Linked DNA regions of Mus musculus: regions 1 and 2 are each linked to region 3. A link is a loop called in an ENCODE intact Hi-C map of the cell type or tissue named here. Cell type or tissue: heart. All regions are shown on one strand.

The links. Peaks named below come from ENCODE experiments on the same cell type or tissue, not always from the same donor. Only the 100,000 strongest peaks of a DNase experiment are listed, where the experiment ranks them.
Region 1: a loop joins it to region 3, with 2.2 times the contacts of the local background. A loop is called at or near these places in 7 of 42 quality-filtered maps.
Region 2: it touches region 3 in a loop (1.8-fold over the local background); 6 of 42 quality-filtered maps call a loop at or near these places.

What each region holds. Positions count from the first base shown.
Region 1 is chr5:107,788,379-107,790,878 of GRCm38, reverse strand. Evi5 (ecotropic viral integration site 5) reads left to right here. Exons shown (of 20, transcript NM_001378824.1): 17 at 371-517. Among named protein-coding and RNA genes, the nearest start is that of Ube2d2b, 41 kb to the left of the region's middle. In heart, a CTCF peak has its summit at 1,168 (motif pointing left); no DNase peak of the experiment used is centred here.
Region 2 is chr5:107,806,140-107,808,639 of GRCm38, reverse strand. The region is part of intron 13 of Evi5 (ecotropic viral integration site 5); the gene reads left to right. Among named protein-coding and RNA genes, the nearest start is that of Ube2d2b, 23 kb to the left of the region's middle. In heart, no CTCF peak of the experiment used is centred here; no DNase peak of the experiment used is centred here.
Region 3 is chr5:107,868,178-107,870,677 of GRCm38, reverse strand. Evi5 (ecotropic viral integration site 5) reads left to right here and starts at 1,630. Exons shown (of 20, transcript NM_001378824.1): 1 at 1,630-1,887. In heart, a CTCF peak has its summit at 1,378; DNase peaks (open chromatin) are centred at 1,497 and 2,137; H3K4me3 peaks cover 1,476 bases; H3K27ac peaks cover 1,399 bases.

The sequences.
Region 1 (2,500 bases), 80 kb after region 3:
TTGGTTTTTTTTTGTTTTGTTTTGTTTTTTTTTGAGGTCTATATAGAATGGGATGTCCTCAGATTCACTGTGTAGCCCAGGCTGTCCTTAAACTCTTACTGAACATCCTTCCTCATCCTTTCAATTACAGGAACTACATATGCCACACAATTGGCGGAGGATTATTATACTAAAATTATACTAATATAATAATATAATTAAGTAATTTAAATAAGTAATATATAAAAAGCTGTTGTATATCTTTCTTCCATTTTAGTACACATTTTAAGTAACTTTTTATAAGGCTGTTGAAGTATAAGATGGACAGATAAAAAATTATTAAAAATTTCCATCCTTTATCTATAGTGTGTCTATTTGCATTTCTCACTAGAACCAGATCAATAGTAACCAACTTCGAAGAGCGGAGCAAGAGGTGAACAGTCTGCAGGAGAAGGTGTGCTCGCTGTCTGTGAAGAACAAGGGCTTGCTTGCCCAGTTAAGTGAGGCAAAGCGCAGACAGGCAGAGATTGAATGCAAGGTGAGTGTCAGTGCAGTAGGGCTTTATACATTTATCAGGATTGGGTTTTGTGGTTTTGTTTTGTTTGTTTTTGAAAACAGACTTTGAATATATAGCCCTGGCTAGCCTGGATTTTGCTTTATAGACCAAACTGGCTTCAAAATCCCATTGATTCTTTTACCTCTGTCTCTTATTGCTGGGATCACAGGCATGTGCCACACCCAGAGTAAATTTTCCTTCTTTTTTCCTGGTCTTGTTTTAGTGGTTGTTCTCAGACAAGGTTAGCTCATTTTGTTCAGAGGGTAAGTTTCAGGGAGGAAACCTCAGTTTTAACCTTAACCTTGATTAAGTTAATGTCTTAACTAATGCTCCTTTGTGATGTGCCTTTTGAGGGTTAGCCCTTTAAAATGCAGCTTGTAATGGCTCACCTGAAAATGCAGGTAATTGCAGAGGTTGAAGTTCCTCCCTTGACTCATCATATTAGCAGGCAGGCAGTCACAACTAATGTTTTTGTGTAACAGAGAGAGCAGGAGAAATGTATGTGCGCAAGTGGGTTAAGAAAAATGAGCACAATTTCTGTTAAGCTTTCAAAATAAATTGCATTAAAATAAATTCCTTTTTTATGAAAGGAACTTAAGTAGCTTTAGGTAATGAGGACAGTTGGCTGGCGCCATCAAGTGGAGAACAGCACGGACACACACGCACAAGTGTGTGTGAAAATCACTAAAGAGATGCATGCCATCTGAGGCCTAGTGCGGATTCCTGAAGGGAAGTTGTGAAACTTTTAACAGAAAGTACTAATCTCCTTAGCAGATGGTAGGTCTCATATATGCAAGCTTTATTATTCTATGAAAAATAAGACTTTCAGTGGCACATATAAAGCTGTAATTCCATCAACTCGTCCTGGTGTCATTAAAACCAAGAGTGAAGCTTGAGTGGTTTATCAGTGTCATTGAAATCCAGAGATGAAATTACATCCTAATCAATATTCATGGCCGTTAGAATTTAGACTGAAGAAATCTGTAGGCAGCAGTAGAATTGTACTAACTTGAAGAATTGACCCTTTCTAAATTGCAACTGGATTCATTTAGAAATAAGGTAGTGCACAGTGAGGTTACGTCCCTGTGACTTGTCACAGTGGTAGCTGGCAGACCGTAATGCCACATTGCCCTTGCCGATTCATCATTAACAGAGTATTAAATTTAATTTTCTCTATATGGATGTCAGTTTTCTTTAAACATTTTGGTAACAGTGTTTCTGAATTTAATATTGTTTTAGCACCTGTTAGCAAAATAAAAAAAAATGTTCAGTTATGAAGATACTTGTTTTGAATTTTTCTAAGTAATGAATAAAGACTCAGAAAAGGAGACTCGGCAGATGGATACAGGATTTTTTTCTTAGTTTTTATTTGTTCATCTTTGCCTTGTGAAGTACACTGAGGACACTAGCTCTGATATACCCTTGTGTGCGAGCTCTAAGTTGATTCAGCCTTCTCTATTGCCTTTTGCAGATCTTGGAATTAATGTTAGTGTATTAATTGTCATTCTGACACCCAGTAACCTGTTTATTTCCCTTGTTAAAGTGTAACAATTCCATAAGAACTGTAACTTTTCAAGGAAGCCAGTCCCTTAGTTATATAGGTAGATTCATTTTCATTAAGGTTTTTTGTGATTAAGGCTTATGATTTGTCTTTGAGTAATCTTTAAAGCTCATTTTTCACTTATATAAAGTATCTGGATAGTATTTGTATTAACATTATTTTCACTCTACTCGAATATCAAAATTAATTTGAATATTCTCACTTTAAATAGTAAAAGCCTATAATTCCCAGTTTTACAATCCCGAACACCTGAATCACAAAAGTTTTTTCTTAAATTTTACACAGGTTCATTTGGAGGCAGAACCTGATCTGAATTGATAAATGGCCACTTCTAAGTTGTTTTTGTCCTGTTTGTTGTGGTTGTTTATACCAGGCTGCTCAGACACTGCTGGGTAATGCTAATG
Region 2 (2,500 bases), 62 kb after region 3:
ATGGCACCACCCAAAATGGGCTGGGCCCTTCCAAATCAATCTCTATTTAAGAAACGGCCTACCGGCTTGCCTCCAGCCTGATCTTACTGAGGCATTTTCTCAATTGGTGTTCCCTCCTCACAGATGACTCTAGCTGTGTTAAGCTGACATAAAAACTAGCTGACAGCCAGGTGTGGTGGCGCACGCGTTTAATCCCAGCACTCGGGAGGCAAAGGCAGGCAGATTTCTGAGTTCGAAGCCACCCTGGTCTACAAAGTGAGTTCCAGGACAGACAGGGCTATACAGAGAAACCCTGTCTCAACCCCCCCCCCCAAAAAAAAACCCAAAAAACAAAACAACAACAAAAAAAACTAGTTGGCACAGGTGTCATAAAATTGAGTCATAATTTCCCATTGTCACATTCAGAGTAAATCGAGCTTAACGGATTGTGAGGATTAGAAGGAAAAAAAGCTTAACAGCTTTATAAGGAACTTGTTGCTTCTGTTCTCAAGTAGGAACTGGAGGAAGAGAAAGTCTGTCAAACCTACAGTTCTGAAGAAGCCAGAACAGCAGATACAATGACTGCAAAGTCATTGACTTTACTCAGTAAAACTAAGGAACATCATTATCTGCATTCAAAAGTTAAAGCCTAAAAGGAAAAAGGGTAGTGAAAGCCATAAACATGTTTTTTTCCTATTAGTGAAGGCAGTTAAGAAAAATGGGTATATTAAAGTAATATTAAAAGGACCACAACTGCAGTAGTTTGTTCTGCCTTTATGTGAGATTTAGGTAATAACAAGGTCTGAAACAGAAAAATAGAATTCTTAGCAATGAAATGGAAATGAGCTGTTAGTGGGGAGCTGTTTGTTTGGAAGGAGAGGCTGCTCTCATGCTTGCAAGAGCACCAGCTGCAGTTCTGATGCATTAAAGCTGTGAGGCATAGACTACAGCTAATGCTGACCTCTGCGTGACAGTGAGCCAAGTGGACAGAGTGCTGGTTTACAGCCAGAGTCACCCGGGCTGACGAAGACGAGCAGACTGTGCTTAGGCATTTCTGACTAAATGTAACAGAAAGAACCTCCACACTTACCTCTGAAGGTTGAATAGACCTGTATTATGCAGCTAACATTTACCAAGGAGAAAGCAGATGTTTACTTCAGAGTTTATTTCCCTTTCCGCACAAGGAGGATGAACTCTTAAATTATAGTAAATTGTAGCTCATAGAAATAAAGCTATGAGGATATATTGAATAAGTGAAATTTAGCAGCATAGCTTCGAGTGAACTTCCAAGTTCAAGTTTTATATCTAAGATATTAAAATGCCTTGCAAAATTATTGTAGAAATAGTAGAAATTGCATTCTTAGGAAATGAGAGATGCACCAGGCTTTAATGTAGTCACGTGTTTCTCACAGAAAACAGTAAGTGAAATTTAGGTTTGTGAATGTGGCCTTGTTTATGATTCTATAAGAATTCTTAGAAATCTATTTTGAGTCTTAGTGAAAGTTAATTTGCTATGTCAAGACAAACATGTTATTTTGTAGCAATAGCTACAGTTTTATAATTCTTTAAGTTTTTTTAGTGGACCCTTTTCTAGTCAAGACAGAAATTAAGATGAAAATAGTAAATGTAAATGGCTAAGTGTATTGAGAAGATATCAAAGGGCTTTGTTGCTTACTCCTGTGTAATATATTAGACTGCCCATATGCATGGTATGTTCAAGAACATTATATGTGAACTATTTTAAAAATATACTGCCCTCAAAATTAAGATTCAAGCATTTATCTTACCAATGTCATATGTAGCAAAATTATGAGAGATTTTAATTGAGAGAGAATCAGAATTTTATCCATTGCATTTTTTGACAGAAGAAATATTTTTCAAAGTAGTGGATATGCCAGTGATGGGAAGTAAGTACAGTTATTGCTGATTTGTTTATAGTCTTCCCTTAAGTACAAGTTTATGAATGTTTGACCTCTCACGGTCAGTGCTTACAACCCACACTCCAGCAGGAGGTAATGAGTTTCTAGTACAGCTTCCTTCTGCTACCACCCACTCCTGCCATCTTCATAGCTCTTCCTATGCTGTGAAGAGCTTTAGGTTCTAGTCCTATTTTGCTAACTGTAATCTGTGATATTTAATGCACTTTTGTTTGGTTTCAGAAATGATTTAAGTAGAGCTAGACCATTTTAAGTCTTTCTTTTTTACATAATTTGTGAAATTTAAGTATGAAATTTGATGTGTTTAAATGTAGAGAGGTTGTATAATCACCACAATAAAAATGACAATTTTCATCCCTCTCAGAATGTGTTGGGTTACAGTTCATTTTCTACCCTCAGCAGTGTCTGAAAGAAGACTGGAATATATTCATAATTAACTGAAGACATATGAACATGTGAACATGTGTGAGCTCCATCACCACCATGCTTAGCTAGAGAAATTTAAAACGGTTGTGTTATGTGAGGCACTAAGTCTTAAAACAATAATTTGTTTTGCCCTTAAATATATAGATTCATGAGAGTAA
Region 3 (2,500 bases):
GTCCTATAATTACAGTGTCCTGGAAAGGGATTGACAGGACTAACATAGGCGGGTTTTCAAGAGGCATTTCTCAGACCCAGAGACTAAGGCCCAGGTAAGAAGGTGAGGCCAGGAAAACTTCCCAGGTATTAGAAGTTTGCAAAAACTCTTGTGAGGGAGGAAAGGGTCATTGTGGCTGGAGAAAGGAGAGGATGAACATGGTCTGAGCAGAGAGGGGAGCTGGAGAGGTAGGCAAGGTGCCTGGCCCTGGAGGGCTTGGTTAGGGTAATTTTTTTTTCCCCAAAAGAATGGGATACTGAACAGCAACAAGGTCACATGGTACAGTATTTGAACAAAAATTCTTCTTGTGGTTTGAGATTTGGAGAAGGGTAGGAGGGGATGTGGATAAAATAGGCTAGGTCAGTGTCCTTACACTATCTGCAGGTCAGGGTAATTTTAACTAAGGTGGTTGCTGATGAAGGAGATGAGAGAGATTCAAGGAAACTTTAGCAGATAAAAGCAAAGAATTTGCAGATAAATTGGAAAGGTACATTATACTTTTTTTTCTTTTGCTATGGGGTAGATACATTAAATTATGATGAAGTTTTTTGTTTGTTTTTTGAGTCAGGGTGGTGTTGCCTTGGCTCTCCTGAAACTCTGTAGACCAGGTTGGCCCTGAACTCTGAGATCTGCTTGCTTCTGTCACTCAAGTGCAGGGATCAAAGGCATGCGCCAAGACTGCCTGGTACAATGAAGTTGTTACATTGCCATTAATAACCCGACCTAAGTTATGCAAAAAAAAAAAAAATTGCCTCAGACTATTTTGAAAATTTCAAAGCTGGGTGGAGGACATGGTTTTACTTCCCATTTCTTATCCTAATCTTGTTGAAAAATAGTCTTTTCTAGAAGTGCTTGTGATAGTGGAACTTTTTCTGGACAGGTCTTACAAATCTAAATGTAAAAGCCAGTGGTATCATATTAGTAAACAATTTTAGAGCTTTTCTGACTGCTTGATGGTAATTACTATCCTTTTGGTCACTTTCAAGTATATAACAAAAATGATTTATATTGCCTTTATTATTTTTTTTTTTTGTTGCCTGCAATTCCTTTGACAGGACCCAAATGAATAGGCTGTTTTTGTCCCAAACTAAGTAATTTCCTTCTAAGAATTTCTTGGTTGGTGTTGGATAATTGCCCACCCTCTGCCGGACTCCGAAAAAACCCACGGTTTATTCTAGAGGATTAGTGGAAGACCTGTTTTACCACCGCGAGTGCCATTTGATTAATATTATGTTTTTGGGAGTGAGACTCCGGGCAGCCCTCGCAAAGCTGCGCGTCGCTGTGCGCGCCCCAGGCCTGCGCGGATGCTCGCCCGGGGGGCTCCGAGGGGGCGTGTCTTGTGCTTCCCTGACTGGCCAGGGGCGGCTCGAGAGACTGGGAAGTCAGCAGTTTGCATGGCCGAGGGCTGGGCGCTTGGGAAGAGGGGCGGAGGACCGAGAGGGATCTCCCCGCCTCCGTTCCTCTCGGTCCAATCCCTTCGGCTTCTGCTTCGGCTTCGCCAGCGCGGCCGGGGCCCTAACCTGCTCGAACCCATTATGCCGTAGAGGCCGGCCGGGGCTCTTTAAGGCCCTCGCCGCGCCTGCGCCCTGGGCTTTCGTGAAGCGGCCCGACCAGAGCCGGGCGGAGCTGGCGGGCGTGGGGCTGCGCGGGGTTCTCCCGAGTCGTCGGCGGTACGGTGGAGGGTCGCGGGCAGCTCCGGGTTCCTGAGCAGGAGGCGTGCGCCGGGTCACGCGGGGAACGCGGCCGCGGAGGCCGAGCCGGGCCGAGGCGCTTGGAGGCGGCGGCGGCACGGCCGCCGGCTGCATGGGAAGTTCATGTTGACGGCGGAGTCCACCCCAGGTTTCCAAGGTGAGGGGCGCCGCGCCAGGCCGGGCTGCGGCGAGGGAGGGCGCGGGCGCCGCCGAGGGCCGCGCCGCCCACCCGGGCCGCCGCCGAGTTTGCGGCGCGAGCCCGCCGGGGCCTGCGTTCCCCGCTCTCGCCTGGCCCGGGCGGCCTCGGGGCCCGTCCTCGAGGACACGGCGGTCCGCCGCGCCCTGCTCGGAAAGTTGGCGTCTCCATTCGGCCTGCGGCGGCTGCCGGCAGGTGATGGGCGAGCCAGGTGTGCAGAGCGACGGCGCACGGAGCTCCTGTGCACCCGGTTGCCCATCGCCTAACGGGGCTAGCCTGAGATTAACCGCGGGTTTCCGGTGGGTTGGCTTGCGGTGGTGGCGCCTGCGCTGGTGACTCCGACCTTAGGTCTTTTCACCAAAGAGCGAAGCAAAAGTTCTGGACCGGTTCCCTCGCAGTCCCGTTTCTGCTGGAGGGGATTTTGAAGAGCAACAAGCGGTTTTCTTTGGAGAATAATAAACCTTTCTCCGCCGAGAGAATGAATTCCAGAGCTTCCTGAAGTTAGAGAAACATGGTCTGTTGGTAGTTTTTAATCTTTGCGCGGTGTTTTTTTTTTTTTTTTTTTTTTTGGTGT